Regions from separate parts of the Homo sapiens genome. Here region 2 is linked to region 1. Evidence: chromatin contacts called from ENCODE Hi-C data. All regions are on one chromosome and are shown on one strand. Each heading gives the region's core, a stretch centred on a gene start or an enhancer-like site at or near the end of the contact. The rest is flanking DNA. Distances are from core to core; before and after follow the strand shown. Region 1 holds the start of SYNPO (synaptopodin). Region 2 holds the start of TNIP1 (TNFAIP3 interacting protein 1).

What was found. A loop is a pair of places that touch in the nucleus more often than their neighbours do. Pooled maps may share reads with other maps.
Region 2: a loop to region 1 is called in a map of PC-9, with 2.7 times the contacts of the local background. The contact joins the promoter of TNIP1 here to the promoter of SYNPO in region 1. A Hi-C loop is called at or near these places in 1 of 168 maps with a recorded cell type or tissue (PC-9) and 2 of 50 pooled maps.

What each region holds. Positions count from the first base shown.
Region 1 is chr5:150,636,285-150,642,493 of GRCh38, forward strand. SYNPO (synaptopodin) reads left to right here and starts at 4,376. Exons shown (of 3, transcript NM_007286.6): 1 at 4,376-4,570. RefSeq lists an enhancer at 4,058-5,257.
Region 2 is chr5:151,077,831-151,084,010 of GRCh38, forward strand. It overlaps TNIP1 (TNFAIP3 interacting protein 1), which reads right to left and starts at 3,204. Exons shown (of 18, transcript NM_006058.5): 1 at 3,050-3,204. RefSeq lists silencers at 1,034-1,083, 2,769-3,438, cis regulatory regions at 2,716-3,504, 3,004-3,773 and enhancers at 3,314-4,024, 3,739-3,798, 5,611-5,720, 5,841-5,950.

The DNA.
Region 1 (6,209 bases), core at 3,126-5,625:
TTATACCTCTTTTCCAATTCACATTTGAAATGTATATAACTATTAAGATTTTAAATATCAAGGTACCACCTAAAATCCTTTTTGCTTCCATTAGTGGTGGGGGCACCACACTCTAGGAACCACCAGTCCAGTCCAATCCCTCCTTTGGACAAATTGGATGCACTGAGGCCCCAAGAGGGTCAGGGATCAGCCCAGTGTCTCACCCAAATTGTGACAGGACAGACCCTGGAACCAAATCTCCTGACTTCTAGTCTTCTTTTCTTTTATAATTTGAGGGAAACATGGAGGGCAGGACTGCATGATTCAGCCTCTCCCTGGCAGGAGACTCCTCCTGTTGGAGTGGGGCCAGACCTGCCTGGTAATTGGTGAATGGCAGCAGAGGAGAGGGCCATGGCAGGGTCAGCAGCCTCCAGCACCCCAGAGCCATGGTGTCCTCCTCTGAGGGGGCCTGGGGTTCAAAACTGGTTCTGGCTAGAAGTGACATGGGGATCCCCTGTGCAGAGAGAACGCGGGGTGGGGGGTGTTGGGAAGGGGGATGGGGTTGGACTGTGTCTGATAATGAGCAGAAGAGTGAGACCAGACCCAGAGAGGGGTGGTGAAGACAGGGAGAGAGACAGATACAGCCCCAGCCTGGTCGAGTTACGCAGAGGTGGGTGTGTGCAAAAGCCTACAGTTAACCACCCCCCAATGTGTGCACAGTGCTTTATACTTTAGAAATCATTGCTGCATTTCATTTACTCAGCAGCTACTCTGCAAAGCAGATATTATTATCCCTGTTTTACTGATGATGAAGTTGAGACTCAGAGAGGTGAAGTGATTTACTGAAGGTAGCCCAGCAATTTGAATAGGATGCCTTGCTGAGCCATAGATGGGGGAAGAACTGGCTGCACCTCTGATTGGATTTGGTAAAGGAGGGCTGTCTGTGGGAGGAGCGGGCAGGCTGAATGGATTCGGGAGTGAGGGGCCGGCTGGAAACCCACAATCCACTCACTGGCCAAATAACCTTGACAAATCACAAAACCTTTCTTTTTGAGGCTCAGTTTCCTCATCTGTAAAATGGGAATAATGGTACTCCCTAACTCACAGCCTGTGAGGATAAAATAAAACAACATGATGAAAAATGATAACACTGAAACCGAATGCCTCGCACATTAGAAGTGCTCAGTAAGCAGCAACTTGAGTAATGAACATGATTGCACCCGGCCCCTGAGGAGTTTGCACACGGTGACCACCTGCCACGACTGAGGGATTCCCAGCGCCTTCTTTGGCAGCTGTGAGCGCGCCTGAGACCCCGTCTGGGGAACCCGCAGGGGTTGGGGGCAGGTTTGTCTGTCCCAGAGCCCCAGGCTGGTGATGACGCCTCCTGGGGATAAACCTCATCTCTCTGTTGTTTACCCCATGTGCGGTGACTTTGTCATTATCGTTCCTCCTGCGTTTTTTCTTTGAGTTATTTATTTTTCTGTGAGGAAGGAATGTGGGGAATTTACCACAGGGCGCTGTCCTTCACTTTCAGCTGGGCTGCACGGCGTCCTTTCCTATAAGAAGGAAGCTGCTGAGACAGATGGCAGGAGAGGTGGAGGCGGAGGGTCCCAGCTGGCTCTGTGGCCCAAGGAGTTGGGGGCAGTTATGTAACCCACCCGGAGGCCCAGGTTCTGGTCTCCGGGCATGAGCCTGGTAATGTACATAGCTCCTGTGGAACTGTGCCTAGCCCTCCCCATTCACCCCTGGCCTCTGGGCAAGCCCAGTGGGTGTGTTCCTCTATCAAAGTTTCCTTTCTATTCAGCTGGTCTTGATTTGGGGTATGGGGGTAGGTAGGGGAGTGGGGTGGGGGTTATCTTGAACCTCCTAGTCTCTGCTGAGCTATCATCATTGCTTAGAATGCTTCCTTATCTCCATCTTTCAAGAGCTAGGACATATGTCACCTCCTCCAGGAAGACTTCCTGGATTGCTTCATCCTAATTCATCTTTCTCTTAGGTTGTATGTTCTCCCCTCACTTCATGAAACATTCTTCCCCTTAGGTCTAACACAGTGATTTGAGATTTCATCTCCTTCCCTCACAAACGTGTTGCTCTCTCCTTCCTTCTCCTCCCACTCCCAGGAACCACCCTCTAGATCTTTGATCTAGAATCTAGATGAATCTTGGATTTAGACAAATCTAAAATTCATCTCCAGGGATGAATGGTGAAGCAAAATGTGAAGGGGGAGGCTTTGGATTCTGGAAGTGCTTGTCCTTTAGTAGTTTATTTAATCAACACAGTGATGGTTTCAACCCCTCCTGGGTGATGGCTTCTGCTGAGTCTGGGGACATTTACAGAGGACAGAGACCAGTCCTGGCCCTAGGCTGGCACAGGGCTAAGGGGAAGGACCACATCTTTGTGGCGGGCCCAGAGTGTGTCAGGCCCTGGGAAGAGTGGAGGGGACCCGCAGATGACCTAGGCCCTGCCCTGACCCTGGCAGAGGCACTGTTTAGGGGAAACCACCTCTTTCCCTGCCCTGGCTTGCCACCTTTTTGTCTTTTAGATTATGTGTTTTCTCTGGAAAGGCAGGGTATGATGGTTCTTTCTGTACTCCCAAGGCTTCCAGGGAGCTGGGGCTGGGGAGAGTGAAACAGCAGGAGGGGGCTTCGTGAGCACAGGCTTAGCTCACCAGGGTTGGACTGGAGAGGTGGAAGCCTGGGCTGTGATCCTGTGATCCTCTCTGTGAGCCCTCCCTTTTCAGTTTGCTGTATACCTGGGGCTCAGCTTGCCTCTCTCTGGGTTACCATCTCAAAGTTTCTAAAAATTGACTGATTATAGATTAATAATTACCCCAGTAGAATGGGCAAGAGAGAGGCTGTGGCTCCTGGCCTTTGGCAGGGCCCTGGTCAGCCAACAGGGAGCAGGGCTTGTGGTCTGCAAGGATAGAAGATGGGTCAGGCTTGCGCTGACTGTGGAGCCCTCATCTTAGCTTCCCCTTACCCATCCATCTCTGCCCTCCCTGATCCCGACCCACTGCCAGCAGAGAGAAACCAGAAGTTTGGCCAGGCCCAGCCTCCTTCCCCTGGGTTTCTGAGTTTTCTCAACCTGCCGTTTCCTCTGAGCTCTGTTCCTGCTCTGGGGCCTCTGGGCCAGGTTGAACAGGGGAGGAGCACTGATCTAGGAGTCTGAATGGATTGATGAGGGCTTCCTACAAGAAGTGGCCGTTGGGCTGGGCCTGGATGGGTGAGTAAGGAAGGTGAATTTGCTTTGTGGGGAGCTCTTCAGAAGGAAGGCGTCCAGGCTTGAGATCAGTCAGACCGCAGGGGCCCCTTGCTAAGCTGTGAGACCTGGGGTGAGTTAGCTGCTTCTGTGTGCCTCATCTTCCTTATCTACAAAATGGGGATAAGGGAACCTCCTCTATGAGTTGCTGTGAGGATTAAATGAAAAAAGGCATGTTAAACCCTTGGCTTGGCAGCATCTGGTGCTCCCAAAATGTTGGCTCTTGTCATTCTCATAGATTTCATGTTTATTCTGCAAGTGCCAATGGAAGATGTGGTGGGGACAAGGGAGGAATACCGAAGTGAAGCAGTAGAGGCCCCTGCCCTCGAGGCCGTTGCAGTCTCTGGGGGAAAATAGGGCCCAGACCCTCATTGCTACAAAGCAAAACACTGGGAGGGGGCAGCATGGCCCACGTGACTGGCCCTGCACTGGGCATTAGGCCAACCTGGGCTTGAATTTCAGCTCTTCCTCTGGCTGGCTGTGTGACCTTGAGCAAGTTGCTGCACCCCTCTGAGCCAGCGTCTTCTCTAATATGGAGATGAGGATAGTGCTGGCCTCATGGGTTGCTGTGGAAGTAAGTGAAGTAAGGCCCTGTCCTGCTACCTGGCATGTGGTGAGTATACCCTGAAAGATTACTTTTACTAGAATAAATAATACACAAGGTGGTGGTTATTAAGTGATGCAGACAGAACATTGGTGAAGGCTTTTTGGAGGGGGTGGTGGCATTCTAGGTAGGCCGGAAATCTGAAGGATTAGGGCATGTAGAAAGGATGTGAGACAGAGGAGGGTTCCCGGTAGAGGGGGTCTGTGCAAACGCTGCTTTGCAGGCAGGAATTCATTGGGCAGCTGTGGGAACTGCAAGCCACTGAACTCCCTCCACTGTTGCTGAGGGCACAGAGAGAAGGTGAGTGAGCTCTTGGGCAGGCCCCGATAGCAGGGGTTTGAATGCCAGGATGAGGACTCTCCTCTTGATCCTCCATGTCCTGGGGAGGCAGCAGAGGGTTTTGAGCAGGAGAGAGGCATGAGTGGAGCCCGGAGGGAGGAAGATGAATCTGGCAGCGTGGGGCGGGTAGATTGGCGGGGGAGAGACTGGGGGTGGAGAGGCCATTTAAAAGGCTGTTGCAAAATCGGTTTTCCTGATAAAGAGCTGGGCTGAGTCATCTGTGGAGGAGAAAAGTCACATCCAGCTCCTTCATGTTGCTGCCGATGTGGGATTTTCCTGGCTTCGTCAGCCAAGCAATTGGCTGCCTTTGCCGGAGGCTTTGAGAACCAAGGCTTGAAGGCCGGCAGGAGCATCCAGGGGGAAGCTTGGCTTCAGGGAGGACCTAGCAGAGTGAGTAAGATGAGCACCCGGAGGTGCCTTTGTGGCTTGGGGTATATGACTTAGGGCATGTGGCATCCCCCCTCTGATCTTAGTCTGTCCTCTGGGCATCAAGGGAGAGGTATGTGGTGATTTCTGCCAGCCTGTGAGTGGTGAGGCGGGGGCTGGGCCTGGGGCTCCCCACCCCATTTCTGTGTCTTCTCCCATGCCCGGCAGTCCTTCCCACCAAAGTCTAGATTGTTCTCCTCCCAAGAGGAGGTCTGGCAGTCTGCCGACCCCAGTCAGATTGCGCTCGCCATGACTCTGGGGATGGAGAATTCTCCAGGGCATGGAGCCTGTGTCATTTCCTCCTTTCAGTGGGAGGAATGGGGAAGGGGCTGGCAAGGTAGCCAGGCCATTACTCAGGCCTCTCCATTTTCCTGCCCCCAGCTGAGCCAGAGGTTGTGCAGTGGCCAGTCATTGGTTCCTTCCTGACCTCACCAGGGGGGCAGTTTACCCAGCCTGTTTACCCTTCCTGTCGCCAAGACCCCTGGACTACCACAATGGGCTGCCTTGAGCCAATCTCTATTCCTACCCCTGGCTCTCTGTCCCACCCCGCCCCACCTGACCCTGGCTGGACACTCCCATTGACGGCATCGTGTGAAGAAGCATTTCCTTGAATTCTCCCTGTCCTGACCTTCTGCTCTGGCCTCCCTTCCCCGGCCCCACCTCCCTCCTGTGGATCCTCCATCCACACGGGCCCCAGTGGTGGGCAGAACAAGCAGCTGTCCACAGTGGGTGGTAGGGGTGGGGGAAAGGGTTTGTCCCTTTCTACGCCAAACAAGAACTGGGGTCTTCTGACTCCCAACATAGTGATCTTCCCACTCTACTCATCTTTCATGCCTTATCAGTCCTTTCTACCTTAGTAAGAATGAGTTTATCAACTCTTCTCCTGAAAGGAAGAAGTGGAAGAAAGAAGGAGTTGTTCTAGGCAGCTGGGTTTTCAGGGGAGAAGACATTGCTGAGGGGCATTGATCACAAGATGAGGGAGCAGAGGGCTTTGCAGACCATCATCCAAGAGCACTGGAGCCTCTCTTGTTTCTCCTCTTTCCAGAGTCCTAGTCTGGAAGGAGAATAGTTAAGAGATTAGACTCAGAGCCAGACTTTTCTGAGTTTGGATTCCAGCTCTGCCACTCATAAGTTGTGTGACCCTGGGCAGGTCTCTCTGAGCCCCAGTTTCATCTGCAGAATGAGAAGAATCACAGGACTTATGTCTGGGAGCTGTTGTAAGAACTGAACAAGGTGGTGAGCATAAAGTGCACAGCACTGAGCCTGGGCTGCAGCAGGGGCTCAGTAGTGACAGCAGTCGTTGCAAAGCCCCTTCTCATGGCTGTGCTGGGGCTTCTCGCCTACTCCCCCACTTCAGGATTTACCCTGTTGGACCCAGGTCTCCTGACCCCAGGCAGCTTTTCATTGTGCCCGCCCTCCACCCCTTCCTCTCTTGAAGGCCTATCTTCAGGGCTCCTGATCCAGTGTCCAGGGTGGGTCTTTAAAGGGCTAGCACCCCAACTTGGCCCTGCAGAAGTTTAGGTGGGGAGGCGGTGGGGACATCATGACTTGCACAAGTGCAGGCCACAGCCAGGCCGATTGAGGGTTCAATGAGGTACCTGTC
Region 2 (6,180 bases), core at 1,954-4,453, 440 kb after region 1:
AACATTTCTATGTCTGGTATCAAAATCTTTTAGGGTCTTTCCCAGGCCAACTGGTCAATTCTCCCAACCGAGGAGAGGCTGATTCCAGTTATTGTGACTAGTCTACTAAGTTCCAGAAGAGACCCAGGTTCCACTCTGCACTTTGTCATTTTTTTAGGGTCTGACCTTGAAGTCACTTCCCTCCAGAAGACCCCTCCAACCATCTGGTGCCCCCAAATTACTCTGCACTCCAGTTATACCTATGCCAATCCGACTCATTTGGCACTTACTGGCACACAATGCCTTTCAGGTCACACTCATAGCACATCTCCCCATTTGACCAAAAGTTCCTGGAAGGCAAAGCCAGCTCCTTACGCACCTGTGCATCAAGAACACTGCATGGCACTGGGCACAGGAGTCATCAGGAAATGATGCTTGGGAGAGCGCTAGGAGAGCACTCTGGTTCTCCTCCTGCCTTCTCATCTCTAGGCCTTAATTTCCTCATTTGTGAAATGTGCCATTATTCTACTCATTCACTGAACAAACTCAGAAGAGCCATCCACCAGGCACTCTTCTCCCGCTACAGAAATACACTCGAGAGGACTAAGGAGGTCCCTGCTCACCCCCTTCTATTCTAGGAAAAGAGAAAGACAGTAAACAAATAAACACTAAAAATAACAATTTGCCAGACACTAAGTTCTATACATATGCTTTCTCATTCGCAAATAAGATTCTTTCATAGCATGATACACGTATGAGAAAAATAAAATAGTAACGTGACAGAAAGTGAAAAAAGGGGCTGCTTTGCATAAAAAGATCAGGGAAGGCCCCTCTGAGGAGCTGACATTTGAGCTGAGACTTGATCGATAAGGAAAAACCAGCCATGGGAAAAACGGGGAAAGATGTCCTGGGCAGAGGGAACAGCATGTATGAAAGCCTAAGGATGAGAACAAGCTTGGCTTGCTGGAGGGGGAAAAGCAGGCCAGCATGGTGTGACCAAATCACAGCGGGTACAGGAGTAAAACAGTAACCAGTGGGTTGGAGAGAGAGGCAGACAAACAACCTCCTACAACGCTGCCTCTCTCAAATCAGGTCGGCCTGACCCAACCAGGACATCCGGGCCCCAAGTCACAGGCAGCACTGGGGGTAAGGGTATGACTCAGACCCCACAGCTTCCTGGGGCCCCGAAAAAACTGGTGGGGGTATCCAGGGGCAGGCATCAACCTTCAGCATGAGTGCCATGCCATACCCATGGAACACCCAAGGCTGGGAGACAAACGTGGTTACATAAGCGTGTAGAACACTGCACACTCCCAGCGGCAGCTTCCAGAGGGGCATGATCACGTGCTTCCATGAAGTGCCAGTCCCTGATCACATTATTTTCCCGGGACACAGCCAGGACAGCAGCCTTGGTCAGGGGAAAGGGAACAGGGTCCAGGATTCAAGCGTTGCTAGTCTTGGGAAAGCCTTAACCTTCTCTGGGCCTCAGTTTCCTCATCTGAAAATTAAGAGTTGTTAGAAAGATTAAGTGAGGCCGGGCGGGGCGGCTCACACCTGTGATCCCAGCACTTTAGGAGGCTGAGACGGGCGGATCACTTGAGGTCAGGAGTTTGAGACCAGCCTGGCCAACATGGTGAAACTGTCTCTACTCAAAATACAAAAAAATTAGCCGGGGATGGTGGCGAGTGCCTGTAATCCCAGCTACTCGGGAGGCTGAGGTAGGAGAATCGCTTGAACCTGGGAGGCAAGTTGCCGTGAGCCGAGATCGTGCCACTGCACTCCAGCCTGGGTAACAGAGTGAGACTCTGTCTCAAAAAAAAAAAAAAGATTAAATGAGATACGGAATGTAAGCACTGTGCCTGGCACATAGTAAGCTATTAGCATTATCAGTTTTTTCACTGCCTCAGTTTCTTCTGTTGCAAAACAGAGACCACCACGGGGATGCTGAGTTTGTACTAATATTCTACCCTCCTAATACAATTCTACCCTCCTTTGTCAAGGATTTTTTTAAAACATTCTGAGTCCCCTTTTCTGACCTCTCATCAGATGCCGAATTCCCCTCTATCACACCCCATTGTTTGGAAAATGAGTAAGTGCTGATTAAATCCCATTTTGACCGTACTGTGAGAAAAAAATGATGCATTAGGAATCTACACATTTCCCTGCACTGTCATTCTGCAAGGGGGTGGGGAAGGACGTTGCTGATTCTTCTGCATCATCCACAAAAGTCCCTCCCTCCCCCTACCAAAACACAATCTCTCACCCAGTCGCACAAAATTCCCATCTGCTCCTGTACGCACAATGAATGTACAATGCACACGTGCACACAAATGTCCTACAGTGGAAAGCTCAGCCTTCATACTCCATCCCCAGAAGCACTCCTGGAAACTCATCCATCCTGCACATGCACACAAATGCCTCCAACAATGTGCATACAAAATATGTTCAACAGAAATAGTATAGTAGGAACTCTGGAGCCAAATGCCTGAGTTCATATCTGACTTTGCAACTCACAGCTGTGTGACCTCAAGCTCCAAGTACCTCGGTTTCCTAAAGTATAAAATGGAGATAATAACAATATTAATGTTTAGGATGGAAGTGACAATTAAATGAGTCTAATACACGTACAGCGTTAAGATCAGCACTTGGAAAGCGCCCAATAAAAATTATTATTTTCCTCCTCGTGACATATGTACACTGCTTCCACAACTTGATACGAAAACTCCTGACGCCGCGTAGGCAACTCGTCTCCACAGGATAGACACCCAAAGGGCCGCAGCGCCGCCCGCACCCGGAGGGTCTGCGCTCTCTACAACCGCCCCACGCCGTTCCCAGGCGTGCTACCCCGCGCAGTGCGCACGCGCGCCCCCCACCAGGCCCAGCGCCAAGCAGGGAGTAGCGGCTCAGCCCGGCTTGGCCGCTGGCGGAGACGCCCCGGGACCCCGCGCGCCGGGCCTGGGTGCACAAGCCACCTTCCCCAGCTCGCTCCCCGCCGCCACCGAGGCTCTGGACGATCTGGGCCTGGCCTCCCTTCCTCCCCTCCATCCCCGCTCCGGGCCGGCCGGCTTACCCGAGGACGGGGAGCTTGGGGACACAGCGCCCCGCTTGCTGCGTCCAGCCCCGAATCCAGGGACGGGGCAGCGGCCCGGGCAAGGCTCCGGCCCCCCGTAGCACTCCTAGGGCTCCTGGACGGGGGCAGGGCACCCGGGCCGAGGACGAGGAAGTGCCGGGGGCCTGGCCGGGCCGCCCCACCCCTGGGAAAGTCCCCGGAGACTGGCAGGCCACTCGCCCAATCGCGCCGCGCGCTCCGGGCGGGCCCGCGGCCGCCTGGGGTGGGACCGAGCGAGGTAAACACCGGCTGCCTGCGGTTCCGGGGGCCCGCGGTGTCTCTCGTCCCTTCGGCGGCCTTCCCCTCTAGGAGCGACTTCCCTGGGGCCACCGTCCCGGGCCTGCGCGGCGCCTTGCCGCACTCCCAGCGCCGGAAGCCCCTGTCGAAGGCCTGGGGCCACCTTGAAAGCCGGAATTTCAGAGCGGAGGCGAGCCACAGAGACCACCCAGCCCCTTCCTTGTGCCGAGGGGAACACAGGCCAGAACAGGGAGGGGACCTGCCAAAAGGCACGTAAGCATTTGGCCCTAAGCCAGAGCTGGAGCTCAGGCCCCCAGAGTTCCGTCCAGGGCACTCCAGGACTCTTCTTAACAAAGCTATAGAAATTCCGAGCTGAAAAGACCCATAAAGACTCTACCGCGAACATTTTTTGCTCCAGACATTGTAAAGGATTCCCAGACATCGTAAACGCTTTGCTCCAGACATTGTAGATGCTTTGCGTGCATTATTTTCTTCGCACAATCACGCTAGGGAGGTGGGTTTTACTACCTTTTCTTAAATAATATTTGAGTCACAAAAAGGTTAGATGACCTCAGTAAGGGGCTGAATCAAGATTCAAACCCGGGTGGGCAAATCCAGAGGCCGCCTTCCACCCTACCTACTTATATGTGGGCTAGATAATCCCAACAGACTGGGATTTCCTAGACCGGTAAGGAACATAAACTTGCTTTAAGGGTAGGAAAGCTTTTTAAAAGCTTATCCTTTTATTTTTAAAAAGAAAGAAAGCTAAATTTTAATTCCAAAAAGTGGAAGGTCTAACCTTGGAATAAAGAACAGCTCTTTAAACTAAATATAGCTTTATGAAAAACCTATTGCAAAAGACCCATTTCACTGGTACTGTTGAAAACTTAGTCATTGACAGGCCCTCATCCTCAAAAAGAATTAGGGGAAAGGATTTGGGGAACTGTTTAATACACACCCTCATTTTACAGAAGAGAGACCCATCAATCAACTGTGACTTCGCAATAATACACACACAGATACTTGCCCAAATTATATACCTAATCTGGGGATTCTCCTATAAGGCTTTGTAACCTCCTAGGGTTCCTTCAGTTAATTCAACGGTGTTATCAGATCTTCAAAACGATATTCATTCTAGTTTAATTATGAAAAGAATTACACTTATGCCTTGATTCAGAAGGGAGGGAGGGAGGAAGCGATGCAAACTCCAAAGCACCACTGAGTCTCACCACTGGGGGATCCTACAGAGAAACTGGGAATCCTGGCCCTGGTTTACATAGCAGCTCCCAGGCATCGTCTCCACCCATCAGGTCCGCACCTGCCAGTTTTCTTCCTGCTCTTTGTGCCTGTACTTCCCAATTCTCTTCCTGCAGGGCTCTCTTCCTATTCCCAACCCACATCTTCTCCACCCCCACCCTCTACCCACTGAAAACTAAAATCTACCTAAAAATGGCTGGTCTCTAATTACTTGCATTTTGTTTCCACACTATTTCAGCTGTTTTTATAGCATGTCTGGCCTTAGCCGGGCAGACAGTTTCATTTCTCAAAGTGTCCGCTGGGAATTCTCAAGCTTGACATAAAAAAATGGCACTCAGTCATCTTTTTGTCTGATTTCCTAGTTCTGGATCCTTTTTCTTAACAGTTCCAATTTGTGAGAAAACTCATTTATTTATAAAGTCGTGACTGCCCCCACCTCTTCCATTCTTTGAAGTCTTGGTTTGTCTTCAGGACATTCCACCCTGTTAGAGACCATGGAGCCCATAGATAACAAACCCCTATTTGACAGATAGGTAAACTGAGTCCTCTGTCTAGAAAAGGACTTACTCTAGGCCACACACATTGAGTGACACAACCAGGGCCTTGGAATCCAGGGCCTTGGCTCCCAGTCCTGTGTGCTTGGTCCACTGTACCAAGTTGTCTTTACAATGACATGATTTTTCTCACTGCCTTGCAGAAAACACCACTGTCATAAACACAGGCTATGAATTGAGCTAATGGGATTCCAATCCCTGCTCAGCCACTTACTACCTGGGTGGCCCCTCTAAGCCTCAGGCTTCTGTCTGGAAAATGGGGGATAATATACCTATTCCTCATGTGAATCATGAGGATAAATTGGACAATGCAAATAAAGCCCAAGGCTCAGCACACAGTAGGCATTCAAGAAATGATAGTGGTGTCTAGATGTGGGCTGCATGCATTGGGTAGAACTTGGCTCTTAAACTCAGCAATGCAACCTCACCAGGCGCCATCCCACCATACACATCCTCTGTGAGACCCTAGCCTCTAGGAGCATGGCAGGAATGGGAGACAGGCCCCCTAGCCTGGCACTGCCTGCTACCCTGTGGTCTGGAAGGGGATTTCCAAGTCAAGAAGCTGGGCCTGACGCTGGGAGCTGAGTGACTCAGGCAGGTGCAACCTCTTGTTCTTCCAGAGTAATGACAAGCACTCGCACAAAGCCACACCCAGAAGGAGAATCAAACTGCCTTTGTTTTGTTTTGTTTTATTTGGTTTTGTTTTAAAGCACGCAACTTCTCGATCTCCTTTCTGCTACTCCCTCCTCCACCACCCCTACTGAGGTAGCTACAGAGTCAGACCCAAATACACATTTGAAGGTAATAAAAAACATATGAAAAATCCATCTATAACCAACTTAACTCTAGAGCAAGTTCCAGAAGAGGGGTGGAGGCTGCATAATAAAAGCATTAAAAGGTAACATGTATGGAGTATTTGCTGTGTGCTATCTCCGCGCTTTTATTCATAATTTGCCTCCCAACCAGCTTATGAGGTCGGCACCATTATCATCCACATTTCACAGATGAAACTGAAGCTTTGAGGTATTAGATGACTTGCCCAAG